Linked DNA regions of Mus musculus: region 1 is linked to region 2. A link is a loop called in an ENCODE intact Hi-C map of the cell type or tissue named here. Cell type or tissue: gastrocnemius. All regions are shown on one strand. Each heading gives the region's core, and the rest is flanking DNA. Links, peaks and the distances in the headings are about the cores only.

What was found. Peaks named below come from ENCODE experiments on the same cell type or tissue, not always from the same donor. Only the 100,000 strongest peaks of a DNase experiment are listed, where the experiment ranks them.
Region 1: a loop joins it to region 2, with 2.5 times the contacts of the local background. A loop is called at or near these places in 9 of 42 quality-filtered maps.

What each region holds. Positions count from the first base shown.
Region 1 is chr2:35,057,981-35,065,980 of GRCm38, reverse strand. It overlaps Hc (hemolytic complement), which reads left to right and starts at 4,569. Exons shown (of 41, transcript NM_010406.3): 1 at 4,569-4,662. The coding sequence starts at 4,598. Gm39794 (predicted gene, 39794) reads right to left here and starts at 2,471. Exons shown (of 2, transcript NR_168708.1): 1 at 2,367-2,471. In gastrocnemius, for the core only: no CTCF peak of the experiment used is centred there; no DNase peak of the experiment used is centred there.
Region 2 is chr2:35,108,235-35,124,216 of GRCm38, reverse strand. Cntrl (centriolin) reads right to left here and starts at 14,721. Exons shown (of 44, transcript NM_001379274.1): 1 at 14,588-14,721; 2 at 12,415-12,662; 3 at 10,763-10,893; 4 at 7,415-7,545; 5 at 6,021-6,162; 6 at 4,094-4,280; 7 at 1,364-1,557. The coding sequence starts at 12,631. In gastrocnemius, for the core only: no CTCF peak of the experiment used is centred there; no DNase peak of the experiment used is centred there.

The DNA.
Region 1 (8,000 bases), core at 1-8,000, 55 kb after region 2:
GGAGAAAGGAAGTTGGTGGTTCTGCTGCCATTATTATAACAAGTCACTGGCACAACAATTCATAAACAGAAAAGGGTTGTCTGGGCTCATAGTTTGGGGTATCTTTGAGGTAGACACGTTGCTTTCAGGCTGGGGTATGGAGAGGAAGTAGCTTATCATGATGGAAAACAGAGATGGAGAAGAACCAGGCGGTTCATGACAGAGAAGAGAAATGGAGAAATGCTGTTTGTTTTACTTACAACCGGAGATTTCTGGCTAGGCCCATTGCTATAAGGGTTTCATGGCAGGCACACATGGTATCATGTGTCTGCAATCCCAGCTCTGGGGAAGCTGAGGCAAGGCAAGAGAGTAGAAAGTTCCAGAAGGGCCTGGAACATAACATGATCCTCAAGTCTCAATTTAGACTAATTCAGTTCTGAGGAGCCATCTCTGTTGCTTTGTAGGATAACCATGTCTCACAGAACAGCAGTCCAGTGAGCAATGGTCCTCCGGCCTCCCAGAAGCACCACTCTGAAGAACACAATGTTTTAGTTTTCTTAGTCCTACAAGATATTTCCTATTATCCGTTATTAATTTTGTTATTTGACAACACCACACATTTGTACACTATTTTGATTACTCTTCTCTTGCCGTCTTGAGTCTCTCTCTTGTTGATCCCTACCAGATTCATGGCTTCGGGTTTGTTTTGTGACCCATGTAGTTTAACCAGGACCATCTGTAAGAAGGTTTTAGTAACTGGCCTTGTGGGGAGTTTTTTAGATCAAAACTATAGCAGAGGAGTTTGTCTTAGTCTGAACAATCAAAAAACTTCACCTTGTGTATGCTTGAGTAACAGGAGGTGAATGAAAGCAATTGCTTAGTAGTTTACAGCAATGGCTTAAATGCCATGTGCCAGGGGTCCCAGAGTTCCCATGTAGCTTTTCAGTGTGACCCTGGGATGCATGTGAGGGAGAATAAGCAGAGAGCAGGGCTGCCCTAATCTTGTTCACCCAGAGTGACTCCATTCTGTATACACTGAGAATTTCCCCATGAAACTTGGTTTGGGTGAGCATTTTTCAAAACTAAATATATTTTAATCCAATTTAAATATACATACACCCTACACCAAGACAACTGAATAAGAAGTGGAACTTTGCTTAAGATTCTCCAACTGGAAATAGTTGCACTACCCTTGTGTGAGATGTAAAACCATGGCAGGAAGTTTGGTAAAGTTGAGCAGGTTGAGACCCAGAGACTCGGTGGACACACACCTGGCACTTAGGTGACTCCCTGCTCCCTGCAAGATTCCTGGTCCAGTACATGTGCCATCCTCCTCACATAAGGAAACGTGCAGTCATGTAGGCCCAAATCCAAGTTCTCCATGCTAATGAGGTACCTGTGGTCCCAGAGGGCTTAGCCAATAAGCTTCCCTTTTCAGACATTTCTCCCTGCAAACGGTATTTGATGTCAGGTCAGATGCTGAGAAAGGGGCTATGCATCCATTTTCTGCCATAAACAACCAATAAACTGTTTAGAACCACAGATTGTCTCTTTCATCAAGATCTGCTGTGGGGAGCCATGGAGAAGGCATTTGATTACAGCACTGCAGCTTAATTCTCCTGTAGAAGTAGAAGGCCTCTCTGCAATCCCAGCCTTAGCCACCATCTAGGACAATCACTGCTGAGACAAACCGTGAGCTCGATCAGAAAGCAGGCTGAGCAAGCCCTGGTAAACAAGCATTCCTCCACAGTCTCTGCATCAGCTCCTGCCCTGACTTCCCTCAAGGATGGACCAAGATATGAAACCATAAGCTGAAACAAGCCCTCTCCAAGTTGTTGTTGGTCATGGTGCTTGTCACAGCAATAGCAACCTCAAGGAAGACGACCTGGTCCTCAGAGCCCTTCATGGCACCATTAGCCCAGGGGTGACACTGCACACAGCTGGGCCCTCCACCTCAATTATTTATCAAGAAAATGCTCACAGGCCAGTCTAGCGGTAACCTTCTCAATTGACATTCCCTTTTTCCAAGTTGTAGTGAAACCAGCCAGCATGTTAGGGAAAGCCATCTGCTCTCCACCTTAGGATAGACACTAGGTGACAGTTGTGGGAGGTTCAGTGACCCTCAGGGTTTCCAGCAGAGCTGAGCACCCATCTGCAATATTTGTACAAAATAAGAGTCAACACCTACTCTCCTCTTCCACAAGCAACATCAAACACTAGTGCAAAGGTCACATAAATTAAAACCCAGTGGGCACCTGTCTTTGAACTATATTTAGAGGATAGCTAGATTTAAGCAGTTTTGGTTAAACACTTGAGACACTATGAATTGTTGAGAATGGTCATTTGTTAAACATTTTCTCCAAAAGTGGTTTGAAAATATCACTTACTAGTATTTGCCCTGGGGGCACGAAAGTCTCGCCTTCCCTTGGACTTGAAGTATAACTATTACTATGTCAACCAGGCGTTCCTTCACTCTCTCAAGTTTTGTTTCCCGAAAATGACCAAAAAGTCCTGTTTGCTTTAACTTGACCCATCTTTTGCAACCCGGCTTAATCATTCTACAGGCTTTCTTTGGAAATAAATGAGCTAGATAGTCAAATAATAGTGGCAGCTTTTTTCCCCATTTCAATGATATGTATAAAAGAAATACTAATAGTAAAATAGTGTAAAAATTTTTTCTTGCTACTTCACTTTCTTTTAATAAATTCAGTATTAAAGAGTTGGTAAATAAAACCTTATTGACTTAAGGAAAGTATGTCATTGCAGTGTGGCCAAAAACATAGGACATACAGGACTATGTTTAGACATCTCTTTATTGCTATTATTATTATTATTATTGTTGTTGTTGTTGTTGTTGTTGTTGTTGTTATCATCATTGTTATAGACAGGGTCTCACATTGCCCAGCCTGGCCTCAAACCCACTATATTGGCGAGGATGACCTATAACTTCTGATTCTCCTGCGTCTACCTCCTGAGTGCAGTGCTCACAAGCGCACACTACCATAGCTCATATTCATGCAGGGCTAGGGATTTACCCAGGACTGAGCATGCTAAGCAGACACTCTACCGATGGAATAATACCTCCAGCCCTGGACATTTCTTTTGTTACCTTAAAATACAACACATATCATATACTAATGTACAAATGAACACTAACAAAAGGAAGATTTAAATCAAATTTTTTAATGAGCATGAAACATAATAATAAATTTAATTAAAAATCTTAAAGTTATCTTTTGCTTAATTATACTTAATTATAAATGAGGCATGAAGATCAGCTGTTGTGAGGTCTAGTTGTGTATGCTTCTAATCCCAGCACTTGGGGGACAGGGGCAAACAGATCTCTATGAGTTCGAGGCCAGCCTGGTCTATATCTATACAGTAAATTCCAGGACAGCCAGGCCTGGGTAGAGAAACCCTGTCTCTGAACACCAAAATTTTTAAAAAGAAAGAAAGAAAACAAACTGTCATAGGAAATACTACTGATTTTTGTTCATATTAAGTTCTTGTATTAAGCTATTGAAATCCTCAATGAAAAACATAAATACTTTGAATAAAATATTCTATTACTGATTGTATGTGAATTTTGGAAGAGTGACATGTGAATTTATAGACAGACACACATCCAAGTGTCTGGTTAGGGAATGACATGAGCATCTCGCCGGGATTTCCATCTACCTTTTTCCATCCAATGACCCGTTCCTTCTCTAGACTGGTGTGGATCCCTCTGCAGACCAGTACCGAGGATGCTACTATCATTTCTCTAAGTTAGACTCATTCATTCTAAAACCATCCATTTAAAATGAAATCCCAGCCAGGCCTGGTGGCGCACACCTTTAATCCCAGCACTCGGGAGGCAAAGGCAGGCAAATTTTTGAGTTCAAGGCCAGCCTGGTCTACAAAGTGAGTTCCAGGACAGCCAGGGCTATACAGAGAAACCCTGTCTCAAAAAAAAAAAAAGAAAGAAAGAAAGAGAGAGAGAGAGAGAGGAGAAGAGAAGAGAAGAGAAGAGAAGAGAAGAGAAGAGAAGAGAAGAGAAGAGAAGAGAAGAGAGAAAAGAAGAGAAGAGAAAAGAAGAGAAGAGAAGAGAAGAGAAGAGAAGAGAAGAGAAGAGAAGAGAAGAGAAGAGAAGAGAAGAGAAGAGAAGAGAAGAGAAGAGAAAAGAGAAAAGAAATCCCAGGGAGTCAGTCTCCAGTCAACCTCAGGAACAAATGGAACCTACCAGAAGCAAGTTCAAAGGTGTCATGAACCATCTTGAAGGTGACAAAAGAAAGCCAGAGCCAAAGTGACTCCTGGCTGCCGGCACTGAGCCTTCACGGGGGCAGGCACCCACATGAGAGTCCTTTTACGTATAAAAGTAAGTCTTTGGGTTTAAATTAATGTTAAATACCCCCATCTTTATTACTGGACATGATAGGATGTTAAAACATATTTTATGTTCATTAAAACACCCTCTTTTGTCCATTTCTGAGTTTAGCTTTCTCACTTAAAAGATCTTTTTCTCTGACATTAATAATTAACCGGAGAACTAATTTATCCAAACTCTTCAAACTCAGTTTATTTAAAAGGAAAGTGGTTACAGGGAGGCCATGCCCATGGGTTTATGCCGCTACCAGCCATGGGTCTTTGGGGAATACTTTGTCTTTTAATTTTCCTGGACAAAACTTGGGGACAGGAACAAACGTAAGTAAACCGAGCCATCTTCATTTTCCCAGGCACCTTAGTTACAGTGAGTGAGAAGGAGGTTCATAGGGCTGGGCTAACTTGAAAATAACTGTCCCCTTCTGAAATAGTAAATGGATAGCCTCAGCTCCACACGAGAAAGCTGTGGAAGGGAATTGATTTGCTGAGGAGCTAACAGCTCGACCGTTTCTGTGGGACAGCCACCTATAAAAACGACAGAAATGACTGTTCACTTTCCTGTTCAGCAGAAAGCAAAAGCAAGATCCATCAGCTTCTTGGCATTCATCACTTCCTTATCCTTAACACTCAGTTCTCGCTTTCTGGGTCTAAGTGCAGTGAAGCCCTGGTAACGCATATGGCAGTCTTATAAATCAAATCATTACTGACCACAACTTTAATTAATGCTATATTAGATTACTTTATAGTGGTTACTGAAGCATTCCCAACTAAGGGATCAAATTCAAAACTGTGGTTGTAATACTCCTATATTCATGACCCAATTTGTCATATAATTTCATTGTTATCAAAATCTTGTGCTTTTCAACAGTGATTGTTGTGTATACAAACATCTTAGTATTGGAAGTTAACTGAACACTACCTCACTGAACCCTATCTATCTATCTATCTATCTATCTATCTATCTATCTATCTATCTATCTATCTATCTATCTATCCATCTATCTATCTGACTGTCTGTCTGTCTGTCTGTCTATCTATCTAAAGATGAGGTTTTGCTGTGTTGTCTAGACCTGTCTTGAAGCATATGCCCTCATAAATCTCCGGCATCAGAGCCCTGGCTAGTTGGTACTACAAGTGTTTGCTAATATGCTGAGCCTACTCAGTCCACATATGATGACAAGCCCAGACAGGAAAGGTGACTGGCCAAAGGTCACCTTGATAGAGAGAGGAATTTTACCGAGGTGTCCTGTTCCCGCTTCAGTTCCTCCTCGACTTCAACAGAAATGCATCTGTAGACAGGCAAATGGAAGGACAGGATAAACAGGTGCCATAAGCAACCGCACATGTCCACTCTGAGATTTGATCACAAGGCCACAGTCACTCCGTTACCTTAGCTTCTTTTATTTATTACTTTTAACAGATAAGCTCAGGGAGATCAAGATTAAACATCAGAACCCAGGCCCTTGTGATCTGCGTCCTGAGTGAATTCTTCCTGGCCCTTATACAAAAGCATCTCCTCGCGTTCTCTGAAAACATGAGCAAGGATACGGTTTACATCACAGTGCTTAATTGCTTGGTGGTTCAGCAAAAATATTTGAACCTCATTCTAGTTAGCTTTCTTACCATTGAGACAAAATACAGGATAGGAGCAATTTAAAAGAGGAATTTGTTTCATTTCACAAAGATTTCAGAGCCATCACTTACTGGAAGGGTGTGATAGACAGGGCAGTTCCTGATGGGGCAGCTCAGAAATAGAGAGAGAATGCGTGCCCTCAAGAGGCCACCCCCTTCTCTTTGCATGTGATCCCTTGGTCTATGGCATGTTGTCATTACCCATATTCAAGGTATGTGGATGGCAGTCCTTAGTTAATTAATTCTCTCTGAAAACAACTCATAGACACAACTGGCCAGATGTGCTTTATTACTGGGCCTTGAGACATTTTTCAGTCCAAGAAAGATGATGCCCTGAACAACTTCCTTGTAATAGGTTCTTCAGGTAGGAGAAGAGCTTGTATTCTAGATAAAGAAGCAGAAAATGAATGAATGACCCAATGAAAGAATGAATAAGTAAGGACAGGTAGCTTTAGTATTATGAAGAACAAATGAGAGAGTACAGAAGCCAAGGGGCCATTGTTTTAAAGCAACACCAGGAAAGGACCTTTTACAAATGTCATATGCAAATGGAACCAGAAGGAAATAGGAGGATGCTGTGCAAATGTCTGCAGAAAATAGAAACAACCCGAGTAATATCCCTGCCTGTGCCAGTTCACTGGCCTGAGCTTCTGAGAGTGTGGAAAAATATGCAAGGTGAAATTTCTTCCTAGACACAGGCTGCTGCATCCATACGGACCAGCTTATATGGAGGGAAGTTCTGCTGCCAATGTTTTAAAACATTTATGTATTTATTTGTCTATGTGTGTATGGGAGAGGTGTAGGCATGCCCATTACACAACAGACATGTGGAACTCAGAGACACCTAATTGTCAAGTCTCTCCTTCCACTATGTGGGTTCCCAGAACCAAAGTCAGCCCATCAGTTGGTGGCAACCCTCTTTACCTTCTGAGCTCTCTTGATAGCTTGCAGAAAGATTGTGTGTGTGTGTGTGTGTGTGTGTGTGTGTGTGTGTGTGTGTAGAGGCTGGAAGAAAATTTTACTAATTTCAAAACTCTTGATTCAGTTTAGGACAGCTATTGAGAGTCTTAATTCTAGAAACAGACTATATAAATTCAGTCAGATTATTTAAAGATCTTAATCCTTAACAAACTAATATCTTCATTACGAAAGATCTAGTGATTTTTGTGGCTTTAAAAATGTCCTAATGTCATTAGAAGCTTGCAATGATTCTTAGGTGGTGTGTGGGGAGGGGTGCACCCTGAGCCTGTGAGAGACTTAATTTTTGGGGTTAGCATATTTATTTTCCTATGTACTCACATATGCAGCTCTCACTATTCAAACTTAATGTTCTTGTAATGAGTTGTTAATAAACTCATGTGCACTTCTAAGTTAACAGAACACTCTTTAGAACCGTGTTTCAAAAGCTTGCATAAAGGAAGTTCCCTTCTTGTATCAATTGCATGGGGAAAACAAGAGGACAATCTATGGTTGACCAACAGTTGAACTGTTGCCCTCAGTGACACATAGGAACCGAACCAGACCTGGATGCAAAGTCCCATCTCAGTCATTTATAAGCCAAGTGACCTTGAGCAAATTAAGCTCTGATTATGCATAAAATGAGGATAGCTCTGCAGTCTAAATCATCTACCTCTTGTAGAGGTTAAGAATTCTGGGTAAAGTGCTAACTAGCAGATACCCCAGCATCTGACGACACCCCGAGTCTGCTGTTACTGTTAGCATCACTGTTGTATGTTATTACTGTCACTATCATTTTTTAGCCCTTGAAAAACCTCCATTACTACTTCTACAGATGCCCACAGTGGTCTTGCATTCTATCCTTGTCTGTAGTTACCTATCAGTATAAGATATTTCAATGATTCCCTCCGGTTAACTGGTTTGTGATTCATGTCTCAGACTAGTGACTTTACTTTGGTTGTTCTGCTCACAGATGGGAAGTCTACCATTCACTGCTTTGTGCCTATGCTAAAATCTTCCTGGCCTAGAAATAAAAATGACCAAGTTTTGTGTTTTAGTCAGCACCATCA
Region 2 (15,982 bases), core at 3,628-11,627:
ATAAAGACTCAGTGGAAAATGACCTGTAAGAAACCAAGACATGGGCTCAGAGAAGAAAGAATCAAACAGACATGTCACCTGAAGAACAGTGGGGAGAGCTAGGCTCTGATGCCACTAGCATCTCTCTATTGATGACATACCATGGAAGGAAATGGTTATTAGTACTCTCTCAATCTGCCTCTACACATGGTTTCACCGAGCATAAACACCACCTGGCATTACTTAGCTTGCTTTACTCGGAGTTATTTTCACACTCAGAGCCTCAAGTCCTCACAGTTGTGAGGGTGGCAGGGCAGGTAAATATTCCCATTTAAAAAGCAAGAACTGTAAAAGGTCAAAGTTAAGTAGCTTGCAAAACAATAAAACAAAAAAAGAAACCAACATACAAAAACCCCCAACAAATAAAGAACAAGTTGGTTAGTATTTGCCGATGGTGAGGATAGGGGTGTTAACTACAGTTTAAATGGCTCTTAAAAGACTTAATTCAACATGACTTTTATTAAAAAAAAAACTAGTTTAATGCACAATTAATTACTTAATAAAACTGCAAATCACTAAAGATGTTATCACATATTCTGCAAGAGACAAAGAAAAATATAAGCTCTCAAAATAAGACCTAGAATTCTTTTTTTAATCATACATGCTTCCAGTACTTTGGAATAACAAAAAAGAGAAAAAATAATGAAATGGGTAATTTAAAAAAGAAAAATAAATGTAAATGAGGAAAATACCTAAATAAATAAATAAATGAAAAGGAAAAAAATAAAATGATTATTATCTTAAAAAAAGAAAGAAAAATAAATGATCAATGAATACATATATACTATTCACTTCTCCAGCCATTACAAAAACAAAAAAATAAAACTGTAACAAGATTCCATCCCCCCCCCCCATAAATTCACAATAATAAACCCAGTTTGTTCCTTTTACTCACTGCTGTGGAAAGCATAAATTGGTAATAAGCTTTTTAAAGCTTTATCAAGATTTATTATATGTGTGTGTGTGTGTGTGTGTGTGTATACATGTGCACGCACTGGACTTTACTTTAACATATTACTGTTACCATTTCTATTGAAAAGAAGTCTCCATGACACAGGATATGTTATCAGTCTTATCTGTGATGCTATTTGAAACATATCCTAAGCAGTTTGACCAGCTCCTCCCAGCACACAGCATTATGCTCCCCATCGTGCCGTTCTTCACACATTCTCCTTCGAGCAGCACATCACAGTCACCTACAGTTCACAAAGCCCTTGTCCATGTTCCTGTTAACCCCCATCTTCCAATGCTACAGCAGGACATAGTGCTTTTACATGTAAGAGCAGTAACAGAATACAGCCAAACCAATGTATAACAGACTCACCAACTCCTTCTTTGTGCTGAGGTCACTTTCTAGCTCCTCACAGCTCTGTTTTTGTAACATGGCTTCTTCTTTTAATGACTTGTTTAGTTTATCCTGATTCTTTATTTCCTCGAGAAACTTTGTTTGCTTGTTCTTAAGCTCTTCTGTTTCCACTGTCTTCTTCTCCAGGTCTTTTTCCAGTCTTTCTATCTCCTCTGTCAATAAAAAACGAAGTAGCTAACATCATTATATTCTCATCTTGGAAAACATCAAGTATGCTCAGAACAGTGCAAAACAAGTCTAAGAACTGTGTAGCACAACTGACTTCAAAATCAGCTGCCATGCTGTTTAGGGAAAAAGTTGACCACCTTGAATCTGAATCTGACCTATATTAAAGAGTTAAGAAAGGTATGGTAACTTGAAGGGATTTTTTACTATAATTATTATTTGTGTGTGTATGTGTTTACATGTGTGAGTACACACACACACACACACGCACACACATACACACACACACACACACACTCACAGAGGCTCTTCTCTACTCTGAATCTGACCTATATTAAAGAGTTAAGAAAGGTATGGCAATTTGAAGGGATTTTTACTATAATTATTATTTGTGTGTATGTGTTTGCATGTGTGAGTACACACACACACACTCACAGAGGCTCTTCTCTACTCTGAATCTGACCTATATTAAAGAGTTAAGAAAGGTATGGCAATTTGAAGGGATTTTTACTATAATTATTATTTGTGTGTGTATGTGTTTGCATGTGTGAGTACACACACACACACACTCACAGAGGCTCTTCTCTACTCTGAATCTGACCTATATTAAAGAGTTAAGAAAGGTATGGTAACTTGAAGGGATTTTTACTATAATTATTATTTGTGTGTATGTGTTTGCATGTGTGAGTACACACACACACATACACACACACACACACACACACACACACACACTCACAGAGGCTCTCTTCTACCCTTCTGTGGGTTCCAGGATGAGCTGTGTCTGATCAGGCTTGCACAGAGAGCATCCTTCCTCATTGAGCCATCTCACTGGTGTGAAACTGCCATTTTTGTAGATCAAAAGTAGATTAACACCGATTTCAAATTCAGATCAAAGAGAGGCTGATTCCTCAACACTCTAAAATAGTCACTTCATATCCTTTCTCCTCAAACCTCCCATCCTCCAACTAGTCTTTCTCAGCAGAGAGCTTCATGTTTCATTAAGGGAGGGCCCTAATTCTCCTACCGCAAAGACAACAAAGGTACTGACACATACATATTATTTTCTCTCTATTTTTTGATCAAGAAAGTATCCCTGGGGCTGGTGAGATGGCTCAGTGGGTAAGAGCACCCGACTGCTCTTTCAGACTGCTTTTCCGAAGGTCTGGAGTTCAAATCCCAGCAACCACATGGTGGCTCACAACCATCTGTAATGAGATCTGACACCCTCTTCTGGAGTGTCTGAAGACAACTACAGTGTACTTACATATAAATAAATAAATCTTTAAAAAAAAAAAAAGAAAGTATCCCTCCTACCAAAAGATGATCAATGAGAGCTCTCCCCTGCCCCTCTCAAAATCTAATCTCTTTGGACCTCGTTTTTATGAAGTAAAGGAATAAAGGCCTGACTTGCCTCTCCCTTCTGATCTCAGGAATGCTATTTCATTACTAAAAATTTTGAGGATTAATTGCATGTCGTCTCTTCCCATTTCCTTGAAGCTATCAGTGAGTGTTTAAGTCTTAGATCTTTTCTTTACCTTTAATACTTAAGAATTACAGTTATTAAGTATTGGAAGAGTGAGACTGCTGTAGAAATTTCAAACCTTTGATCCAATATCTCCTTCCCATTCCTTATCTACCATCAGTTCCCATCCCTCTCCAGCTTCTCTGAGCAGGAACACTAATCCAAAGCATTTGTTCTTTCTTTCTTTCTTTCTTTCTTTCTTTCTTTCTTTTTTTTTTTTTTTTTTTTTTTTTTTTTTTTTTTGAGGCAGGGTTTCTCTGTTATAGCCCTGGCTATCCTGGACCGAGCTGGCTTTGAACTTAGCAATCCACCTGTCACCAGCCTCCCAAGTGCTGAGATTAAAAGTGTGTACACCACTGCCAGGCCTAAAGTAATTCTAAATCCATGTCTGTGTTAATCTTACTTACTCATATGTCAGCCCATTCACCATGGGGACCACTGGCTCTCTTGAAATCTTTTCTGGGCATCTGAAACTCTGTCTTCTGTACTCTGATCTCACTAGCTTGTCATTTACTGTTTTCTTGGCTGCTCACTGTTCTTCCTCTTCTCACACCTTACACACACACAAACACACACATCACTTTTGAGGTGGGGAACTTTCGGTACATAGTATATGGCAACAGATACTTGCTTGATTAACCAGTTTATGGTGCCATTTCCATTTTAGTAGGATTATCAGGTTTATAATTTACCCTTCCTGTTTTAAATGTTAGGTGTGGTATATTTGTTCCTTTATTCATTGGCTGAGAGTAGGGCTGCACACCTGACATGGGGTAGGTAATACAGGTAATAGGACAATTTGTAGGCGTTTGTACTTTCCTTCCACCAAGTGGTCCTGGGAACTGAACTCAGGTCCTCAGGTCTGGCAATAAAAGCCTTAACCCTCTGAACCATTTCAGCAGACCCTATCCTTCTACAGAACTTTCAAAGGTCAGTTCCCTTCTCATTCCAGTTTAGTGTTCTCTGTCTGTTTGCTTGCTTTGTAAGCATCACCTTACCCAAGCTGAATCTCTCGAAAGCCTCTTGTCTATCCTGAGTGGTTACTGGCTGACCTTCCAAACTTTCCAGGGAACGGAGGTGGAAAATGATGAACTGGAGGTAATGCGGAAGGGCCACAACTGGATTGTCAATGAGGACTAAAGAAGTCAAATCTTGAAGTGGCTTCAACTTGCTTACATCCTGGAGCTGAAATGGTACCACAGCAGTATAGGAATGATTAAACGAACAAAGGAAGTAATAAATCAACAGCATTGCCTTTAGCATGTCAAGAAATCTATTTATGAAACTCATGGCCCCTAATTAGCAGTGTGAGAAAGGGGCACCAAGGGCCATGTGAGCACTGGTGTGTCAGACAGTACTATGCATTGTCAAGGTTCAAAGTGGGACTTGCCTTAGCTCAGACTCTGTAAGTGAATAAAATAGAGGTTCAATCTCAGTCTATATTGCAATGTCTTTATTTTGTATTGATCAAGTATGCATAAAATGAACTGCTATGAAGGATTTTGGTAAATATGAAGATAACTGAGTTATAACTGATAGTTAAAAAATATAAAAACATATATAGATATTCAAACATATGTAGATATTCACATTCTTTGAAAACTCTTTTGTTTATTCAAAGAACTTATGTAGGTTGGGAGAATTAAATTAAATTGCTAGTACAAGTACATATTTTCCCCCAAATAAATATCTATTACCCTTAATGATGTCAATGCCAAACATATAGATGAGAAGATGATATATGATTACAAATCATCAATACTGAACAGTCTTCCTGTTTTTCAGCAGACACTGGGTATGACCTAAAATCAAGAACCCTGAGAAATACTTGGGGTCGACTGTAAATCCAGGGCTGCGTCTTCCTGTAATCCCGTGAGTTTCGAGAGCTGTCAGTGACATACTGAATGGTCTAAGGCTTCCACTCTGAGGCTCGGGAGCTCTGGCAGTAGAAGGGAGAGTGTCTTTCCCAGGTCTTTTTAACAATGGGATAAGAAGGAAGGATTCCTGCTGAGTGTGGCAGAGCATGCCTGTGCACCAACTTGTGAAGACAAAGGCAAGAGAACTACAAGTCTGAGGTGTGCTTGGCTTACAGAGAGAAGCCTCACCACAACCTCCATGTAAGGAACAGAGAAGCGAAATAATCAACAGTAAGATGAAAAAAACGGTGTGTATTCTAATCTGTCTTCACACTTGAAGGAATAAAGAACAAGCCTTAGTTACTCATTGTTCTAAAGTTTCTGAAGCAGTTTTATTCCTCTCGGTTCACCTGAGCCTCTTAGAAAGCATTTTCTCTATTTTAGACAATTTATAGAAATCAAAAGACTCTCCAGGGTCATATTAGGGCAGTGTAGGCCTGTGGACTTTCCCTTTCTAATCTATGACAATTGTCATTAAGTTATATCATGATTGTTCCAGTTGTAACAGCCAATGTATTAGGTATTCAGGAGGCATTTTCTAACAAAGCATGAAAGAAATTAAGACTTTATCTGAAAAATAGGAATCAAATTTCCTATCTCAGAATAACTTTAAATAGATATCCATTGCATCCTTATTACCTATGAAGAATGGCACTAGGCAGAGGGATGTAAGGCAGTGCAATGTGTTACCACTGAACTTAAGAACATGAGGGCAGTCTGTATTTAATACACTGAAGAATCTTAGGTTATATCTGAATATGGCATATGGCCAATGAAACAAGGACGCCAAAAGAAATCTCACTCTTTAAATATTTTCCCAACAAATAAGAAATCTGAATAAAGAAGATTTTAGGAGGATAAAGGGACTAGGAGCAAGGGGCAGTAAAAGAGAGGGTGCTGGGCAGGAGAGGGATAGCGCTCAATGTAAAATACATACATGGACAAAACCTTTACCGTCCAAATCATTTAAATTTTAGGAAAAATAATCTTGCTATTTTGAATAACTTACCGATGATATCTTATTGCCTTTCAGATTGAGGACTCGTAAAGATTTCAATTTCTTTGCGAACCACACTGGAATATGCTCGATTTCATTACCTGCTAGGTTTAGCTTCTGCAGGTTACACATGTTTTCTAGTCCTTCAATTTTGCTAGAAACCAGAGAAGAAAATCAAACATGATGAGTAAATGATCAAGCCCTTTCGCTGTAGTTTACAGTGAAGAGCCGCAGCAGACCAGGCTACTTCTCACAACTATAATTCACGAACTCTTTTCCTGAACGACAAGCACATGGCCAAAGTCAAATTTCCCCAACCCACCACTGCTCTATGAGTATGCCTAGCAACCCTGCCCACCTTACTATATGCAGGATACTATACTATACATAACACAGGAGAAAAGAGGATGCCCATGGCCAACGCTCGACCCCACTGTGTGCCACCGTGCTACCCAGATGTCCACAATAATTGCATTGTCATCACCAAAGATGTACTGTGCCAGCAGCATGTGTGACACATTCTAAAATGATACTGTTTATGGATATATGCGCTGCAGTGAAAATATTTCAAATTAATGAAGCACTTGCCACTCATGCTCTAAACCATGGCGGATGGCATGCTCTTCACAGTCTCTACAATCCAGCTGTCAATCTAACCCTAGTCCATGTGCCATTCTCAACAGATATTCCTCGGCTTCTCTAGCTTCGTTTTTACTAAGAAATTACTTTCATTAGATCAACTCTTTTGAATGTTTTCATATTATGACCTTGATTTGCCAGGGTTGTTTTTTAACATTTCATTTCTGTCTTGGAACTTCTCCAGGCCCACTCTTCATTTGTCAGAAGTCTGAGTTGGGGAGACGGTGCATAGAGGTTTTCAAGATTTGATCCTTGCTTCATTTCCCCATTATAGTTTTCTAAGTAGCTTAAGTCATCATTAGATTTTACTACACTGGTTTATCCCTGTAGTTGTATATTTGTATGTGTATCTGAATTAGAAATGAGACATACACTCCTCATTTCTAGTAGCAATAGCAAAGAATAAAAGGATAAATATACAGGATCAAATTATTTGGAATATCTTCAGGATCAAAACAGCATTTTCTTCACATATGTATTACTCACGTACTAAGGCAAGGAATCACAGATAACAACTAGACAAAGTTACTGCTTAAAATAGAATTACGTTGGTACCATGAAAAGGTATCTGCTTTCGCAATGCTAAGTAAAAACTACTCTATACTTATGTGATACTGAAACATAAAGGCAGATGTGACGATCCAGAATTCAATAAACAAGACTCAAAACTCCTGTTACTTCAAAGCACTCTTTCAGTAGCACAGATACTATTAGTCCATCTCTGGCAAAGAAGACCTAGCAATGCACCCAAAGGAGCAGTCACTCACCTGATTTTGTTATATGATAAGTTGAGTTCACGTAATCGTAACAGCTTGTCCACTTTCTCTATCTTCACTATTAGATTATAGCTGAGATTTAGTACTTCAAGTTTAACACACTTTTCCAAATTTTCGATGTACTAATTGGAAATAAAGGGTAAATACTTTATATAACAGGCTTCTTGACACTTTTAGAGGCTGTTTTGATCAGCAAACCCTAACAGCTTTCCTGGACAATCCCTGCTACAGCTTTCTTTGACCACAAGTAGCAAGGCTCTGCTGGTATTCTCCCTGACCCCAGCAACTCCTATAGAGTAAGAGCCTCAAGCTATTCACCACCATCCCCCTGACCTCAATCTTTCTCTGCCCCTCCCTCTTCCCTTCCACTGTCCTATCCTTTCTTCCCTCCATTAATTAATTTATTTATATCCCCATTGCAGCCCCCCTCCTCTCATCCCCCCTCACATAACCTCTCCCTCAACCTCCCTCCACTTCTCTAAGAGGGAGGACTCCTGGGTATCAACCCAACCTAGCACATCAAGTCACATCTTCTCCCACTGAGGCCAGAGGAGGTGGCCCAGTTAGGGGAACAGGATCGATAGGCAGGCAGCAGAGTTAGGGACAGCCCCTACTCCAATTGATGGGGGAGCCACATGAAGACCAAGCCTTACTCTTTATAAACTGACTACTCCACTATCTAAGGGCCTCCTGTCCCCTCCTCTCAGTTTAAAGGCAGTCACTTTATAGTAGATGTGCACTGCATGGCTAATATATATAGGTGTGGTACCACGCAGGAAGCCTATGGCAGTGACCCAGGTCATTTCCCTGCTACATAGTTCATATTCACCATGTTCACATTTCTTCTGTACTCAGTAAGTTGCGCTGTACTATACGGCGTTTCTACTGCACCTTCCTCTTACCTCCCTCATTTGTCATGAGTACACTTACAAGAATTGTCCACCTCTGCTTTTCTTGCCTTTCTCATTTACTGCTACTGTCCTGATGTCTTTAGCACATCATTGCCTCTCCATCATCGTCCATTCAGCAAATATTTATCCAACATGGACTAGGTGCCAGGAGCTGTTCTATGTATATGAAATGCATATGCACACAAAATGTAGTGGCAAATAAGACATAGGATGTCTTGACTTTCTTGGGATATACAAACATCAACAAGATTTTAGACAGTGAAAACTCAAAGACAATATGGGAGCATCTTGTGCCAGCATGCAAGGCACCACAAGGCAGATTTTTGCCTGCTGTGTACACTGCTAAGCTCTACTGCTGACACAGACTAGATGCCAAATAAATATCTGTTGAACGAAGAGGAGAGGGTGTCTGTCTATAACACCCTCAACTGGTTGGTAAGAAAAAGTCTCACAGATGGCGTATATCCAGCAGAGAACTTAATAACATGTCAGTTGAATCAATTGTGCGTACACCCAGGAACAGAGAACACCAGGCTAATATTTTTTAAAAAGTAACAAAAATCACAAACAAGGATGTGGAGAGATGGTTCGACACTTGCTGCCCTGGAAAAGGACTACAGTTTGATGCCCAGTACCTACATGGTTGCTTACAACCACCTGTAACTCTAGTTCCAGGAGATCCAGTGCCCTCTTCTAGCCTCTGCAGGCACCAGGCAATGCATAAGGTACACAGATATGCATGACCGCAAAACATGCATACATAAAATAAGATTAAAAAAAAAACTAAAAAAAAAAATCCCTACTGTACATAATCCTTGTGAAAATAGAGTTGATGGGTTTGAGAAACAGAAGGAAAGACTTCTAAATGGCCAAGTCCTGTGCCTCCTGTTGTCATCTTTAGCTCCTATGTGCCACTGTTGTCCTGGCTGTCTGAGGTTTCTACCTGCAGCCTCGTGCTCCTGGAGATTTTCCAGCACAAAAGATCCTTCTGACTTTCACATCGGTTTGGCCTCCCCATCCCATTCTCTCTGATTCTCCCTATTTCTACACTTAATCCTAGACACTTTTCACGCCAAACTCTAAATTTTCCCCCTATATCTGCCTCTTTGACTGACATGTCTGGTGTGCGTAATAGCCACAGAGCAACTACATCCTGACGTGATATGTCATTCCTACAACTTTAAAACTTCTGCAGTTTCCTTTTCCTCTATAGCTGTACAACCTAGACCTAAATATATTCTAATAACACTTACAAACAAAACACAAAACATTCTTACTGAGGTCTCACTAAACCTGGAAGAATCACACTGCCCAGTAAACCACCATTAAGAGGCTAATGTGTCTATACTTAGACTCTCCTATTCCTTTCTGTCTGTATATACAGCAGAGAATTTCTTTTAAAAAAGAAAGAAAGAGAGAAAAGAAAAGGAAAGAAAAGAGGTTTGAGATTATATTAAATAAAATACCTGAGAATTTTGTTTTCACTGAAACTAATATGAAAAAAAAAAAGTCTGCTTTAAATGAGATTGGCCCCCATTAACTCATAAACTGATGAGCTAAGAATCAGGAGGTGCGTCCTTTTGAAGGAGGTATGTCACTATCAGGGTATGCTTTGAGGCTTCAAAAGCCCATGTGTCTTGTTCTCCCTCTGCCTGCTGCCTGTGGATCAGGATGAAAAGCTCTCAGCTATCTCTCACACACCTGCCTGCCTGCTGCCTGCCTGCCTGCCTGCCTGCCTGCCTGCCTGCTGCCTGCCTGCCTGCCTGCCTGCCTGCCTGCCTGCCTGCCTGCCTGCCTGCCTGCCTGCTGCCTGCCTGCTGCCTGCCTGCCTGCCTGCCTGCCTGCCTGCCTGCCTGCTGCCTGCCTGCCTGCCTGCCTGCCTGCCTGCCTGCCTGCCTGCCTGCTGCCTGCCTGCCTGCCTGCCTGCTGCCTGCTGCCTGCTGCCTGCCTGCCTGCCTGCCTCCCTGCCTGCCTGCCTGCCTGCCTGCCTGCCTGCCTGCCTCCCTCCCTGCCTGCCTCCCTGCCTGCCTGCTGCCTGCCTGCCTGCCTCCCTGCCTGCCTGCCTGCCTGCCTGCCTGCCTGCTGCCTGCCTGTTGCCATTCTCTCTGCCATAATGATACCATGAAATAAAAACTTGATGTTTCCAAAAGTAATATTTGCTAACTGGGTGCTGGAGAGATGGCTCAGCAGTTAAGAGCCTCCACGACTGTTGCTGAGGACCTGGGTTCAATTCCTAGCACTCAAGTTGGGTAGTTTTCAAACATTAATAGCCCTAGCTCCAAGGGATCCAACGCCTCTGGCCTCCAAAAATATCTGCACTCATGTGTATGTTAAAGGAAAAAAAAAATTCCTAAAAAAAAATTCTGGCAGGCTTAAGACATAAGAAAGTGAAATCAATGCTTATGTTTAGAAACTGCTTGAAACCTACCCTAAATTTCTTGCCGCCATCTTTAGAAAGTGAAAGATTCAGAGACTTCACCAAGGCCAAATTGTCCTGTTTAGTGAGTTTTTTGATGAGGGCTTCTGTAATATACCGGACTCCTACATATGACTCAGCTCCTGAAATCCAGAAAATAGTTCATTATCACTAGGAAGATATGAATATCAATCACCAAATATAAGTCATTTTTACACTATACATAAGAAACTTTAATCCATGCAGATAAACAGATGTTATCTGGCTGGCTGTAACAGTACCTTAATATGTCACTTTATATCATTTCATTACCATAATGAACACAGTCTATCACTTTGGGCTTTGTAGTAAATGTTTTACATTTAAATATGTAATTTGTATAAACCTTTGAAGAAAAACTATTAATGTTCATATTTATGAAAAATTATTTGATCATGAGAGGTGGCTCGATGGTTAAGAGCACTGGCTGCTCTTGAAGAGGACATAGGTTTGATTCCAGTACCCACACGGCAGTTCACAAACATCTGTCACTCCAGTGGTAAGAAGACTCTCTTCTGATCTCCAAGAACACCAGGCACACAAGTGTACACAGATATCCAGGCAAAGCACTCATACATAAAAATAAATAAATATTTTAAATCATTTGCTCAATATCCTGCAACTAATATGGTACAAATTCTAAAATTTCAACTCAAGCAGATACATTTAAAACTGGTATTTTGTTTTATTTGGGGGTGGGGGTAACATGTGTGCAGGTGCAGGTGCACGTGGAACACAATATGGAGGTCAGAACATCAGTTCTGAGAGTCAGCTCTTGCCTTCCACCATGGGTCCTGTCGATCAAACTTTCAACCACATGCATCACTGAGGTTTGTTTCAAAGCTCTAGTTTATTACTTGTTGCTTTATGAAATAGAAAGTATCATAACATTTTATGGACTTAGGGTATCAACTTGGTAGACAACAGACATTCGTTTTTGGCCTTTGTAGAAAATGCCATCATATTGCATTTAAAAAAGACAAAATAGTCTCTCGACAAAACCAACATTCTAGAATAACGATCAATTCAGAACCAACCAGGGACCAAGAGACAGTGAAGCTGTACAGTAGAGTCTAAACTAAGTGTGTTAACAGAAAACCGACAGGTACTCAGGTCAGCAGAGGCTGATGCGATCTCACGACCTAGCAAAGAATAAAGCATTTCTGAAGGCAAACTAGAAGGGCAGCAATAAAATAAAAACTTTAAAAATGCCAGTGGGACCTGTGCATGTTCTATAAGTGGAGGGCAATGCCCTTACAGATCAGCAGCCTGAAGAGCCCAAGCACAGCTAGCACACTTAGATCAAACTTTTACCTTGAAAGCACTCTACTCTCGGGTGAGGAGGAGGTGGAAAACTTCTAGTAAGAGCTTAAATGAACTCTCTACAAGAAATCCACCTTCCTCTCCTAGAAACTTTCCACCGCTAATCCCTTCAGACACCTTTACCTTCATCCAGAAGTAGTCCCTTCTCCATTCTTCCACAATTTCTAACAATTAAAGCAGCAATACAAGGTGGTTTGGGGACAGGGGGTGGGGTGGGGGAGGGGTATATCTAGATTCCACATTTAAGCTCAGTATTTCCCTTCTCGACTTACATGTGAGACAAGACACAGTTTTAGCAGTACCTTTACGTTGCTGGGGCTCCAAAGGCACAGTGCTTTCATCTGTCAGCTCAGCCTGTGCAGGCCACTGTCCGCCAGGATGTAAAGGCTGAGTCTCAGATCCAATTAAAGGTGAAAGGGACCTAGATCGCATGCTGGACCTAAGAGATGATGGCCCAGGAAAATGAGATGACAGCGGCATCTTTGCTTTGGAGAGCCTTCGTTCAGAACCTTTCTTCATTGCAAGAATAAAACCAGGTGGCCATCAAAACCTGTAAGAGTTTCCGAGGTCTTTAACAAGGCTAAGTCTCCACAGCTACTGAGAGTGTTACATTCTCTCTAGAGCTATCAGATCATATGCTGTCAACGGGAAGGCTATGGAATAGACTCTGCCCACACTTCTCCAAGCTTATGGACCAGTGCTTCCTTAACCTCTGATCAGCCTCCACAGAAGGAGACCTGGAAGGCCTGTCATTGACACATGCTCAGCTCAGAGTGTCCCTAGTTACTTCTTTTCTCAGTTTATCAGCTCAAACTTTTCACAGGTCCTTTCCATACAAGGTCACATACAGGAATATTTGACAACCAACACTTGTAAGCACTCTATCCTCCCAGAAGCTGGTCTGGGACACCATGCTCTACTGACATAACCCTGTTCTACTCCATGGCCTCCTTTGCTGGCTCATGTTCCTCTACTTCCTCTAAATGTCAGCGCTCCTCCACAATTCCTTTTTGTTCCCTTTAAACATCACCTTGGGCAACCTAATGTAGACCCTCAGTTCTCAAACGTACAGCTAATTTTTAGGAAAAAAAATATTTAGTGAGATAGTATATTAAGTAGTTTTCAATCCAATGACAAGTTGGTATCAGAAAAGGATATTGTAATAGAATGTTGCATACAAATCTTTATATAAGTTGAATTTGGCCTGAGGCTGCTTTCCTTTGGCCTTGAGTTTCCCTATAGCCAAATACTACCTTCATGTACAAAACGAAACTGAAAGCCCAGTTTAACAATATACTTTTGAAAAAACTAGCTGAGTGTGGTATCAGACCATCTTCAAATAAGACAAATGCTCATCTGCAACCAACGAAGCTGTCCTTGCAGATTCTATTTCTGTCCATAAGTGCTGTCCATTCTCAGAACCCTGATTCACTGAGAGGGTCAGCCTATGAGATAGTGTGTGTTTCTACATGCAGACTTCACAGGAGCTATGGCAACTCAGGGAGGGAAGCAGGGGTGTGGAACCATCACTTAATCTTTCAGTGATCCAGGTTTCTGGAACCCACTGAATACTTCCCTAATTCTATAGGAATCATTACTTAGAAGTAATAATTTACTAATCAGGGGAAGTAACATAGGACCTCATAATAATTTAATGAGGATTTGATAAGAATAATTCTAGATGGTTTATAATTTCAGATTTTTTAAGAGAAGACTATGATGTAGGATACAAAATAATTGAATTGTCTAGTGATATAGAATGCACTGCAACCAGAGACATGGGAGCCAAATAAACCCTTTCCTCCCGGAGTTGCTTTCTGTCACAATGTCTTACCACAGCAATGGAAACCTTAACTAAGACATCTAGGAAGTGGTTAAGGGACATGCCCAGAGCCCCAGTGAGATGGCTCGGTGGGTAAGGGCATTTTCTGTGCTAATTTGACGTTCTAAGTTCTGTATCTGTAGCCCACGGAAAAGTGGAGAAAACCCGACTCCACAAAGTTGTCCTTTGCCCTCCATATGCGCATCACGATATGTGTCCCGTGTCCGTCCCCCCACCCCCATCATCCACACATGCTTCAAAAAGGAAAAAAGGAACAAGCTCAGAGTCACAGAACTGAGGTTAAACAGCAGAGCCCTCAGGACCGCCAGCCCATCTCCATCGCAGTTATCCCGCAGACGGTGACACACCCCGGCACTCTTCCCTCTCTGCGGGAACCTCATCCTTCTAAGCGCCGCACCCCAACTTTGCGACTCAGCAGCGCCCCGACCTAGGCTGTGCACGCCTCTCCTCCCCTGCCCTCCCTCCCCTGCCCACGCCGGCCCCGGCCCTCCTCCTTCCCGTCCAATCCCCTTTCCAAGCACACTCCCCCGCCCCGAATGCGTCCGGAGCCGGCACACCTCACGCTGGACCAGGGCTTTCCGGCCTTTGCCGCCCGCCACCCAGGCTCGGTCCGGACGCCGAAGTACACTCACCGCCTCAGCACGGGAAGGAACGGCCTAGCGGGAGGGGCGAGGCGGAGACGCCGGGATACTTCCCCTCAGGAGACCGACAGCACAGCAGCCATTTTGTTGTGTTGTGCCGGTTGCCGAGAGGGCCAGCTTGGTGTGGGCGGGGCTTGTTATCGCCACGCCCCCGACACGGACTAGTGGACGGGACGGGGCGGAGGCGCTTCCCGCCACCCTTGCCGCCTCTGCGCGCGCTCAATTTGGGGGTGCGAAGCTTCCGGGTATGAACCTGGCGGGCTGTGGTCAGCCCTCTGGGCGCCGAGTCTGTGAGGAGAGATTTTTTCCACTGAAGCAATGGGGGAAGGCTTACGTTCCTCTCCCTAAGGCAACAACCGGAGGAACCAGTATGGAGATGTTCACAGCATTCGATCTTGGGATGATGGAAGGCAGGCCTTGAGCTCTCCCGTGTCTCGATGCACACTATCCTTTACGCGACTATTTTGGAGGCAAATTGTCATACTTGGAAACTGATCGAGCCGGACGTGGCTGCACCTCAAGACTGCTTGGGCTCCAGTGACCATTCACTTGAGCTATATGATCCTAGGATTCACAGTCCAAGAGTGCCCCTTATGTTAGTACAAAAGAACTAAAGCAAGCATTTACAGAGACTTGAGCAGATCATGCCCCAAAGAGCAGCCTTCTACTGTATTTCCTAATTGTCTGCACCATGTGCTTGCGGAGGCCAGAAGAGGGCATCAGATCCCACATAACTGCAGGTACAGACCTTTGTGAGCTGCCATTTGGGTAGAGGAATCGAACCTGGGGCCTCTGGAAGAGCAGTTATATGCTCTTAAGCACTGAGCCATCTCTGCACCCTCTCCATCATCTTTCTTAACTACCTTGTTCTCCAGTCAGGCATTAACGTTTCCTTTCTTTACCACAAACTTCCTGGCTCATTTTTCTAACACTTTTACAAATTTCCTTTCTGCCTCAATTTCTACTCTCATGTAACATATAATCGTCCCCATTTCCAGCAGTTAACCTTAATGATTTGAAAGAACTTAGAACAGTAGCTGATAAGTCTAATTTTTATCATTAAGCAAGACTTCTTAGAAGTCAACTTTCATCTTAACTCTGAAAGAAGAGTTTAACCAAGGGCAGGTGTTTGCTTGGCAAAGAGAACAGCTTGTACAAACCCCAGGAAGGATTGGGAAAGTTGGCAATGAGCTGGACATTAAGTAATTCAGGGCGGTTTGAAGAAAACATAAGTAATGCACAAATGCAGTTCAGTATGAATTATGCAAACGTCTGGTGTGGTGACGCTAAATATGAAGGGGAACCTTTTAAGCAGCATGAAGCCTGTTTGTAGAAGCTGAGGTCGTTTGACCTAATGGGAAGTTCTGATCATTTCCAGCAGGAGGC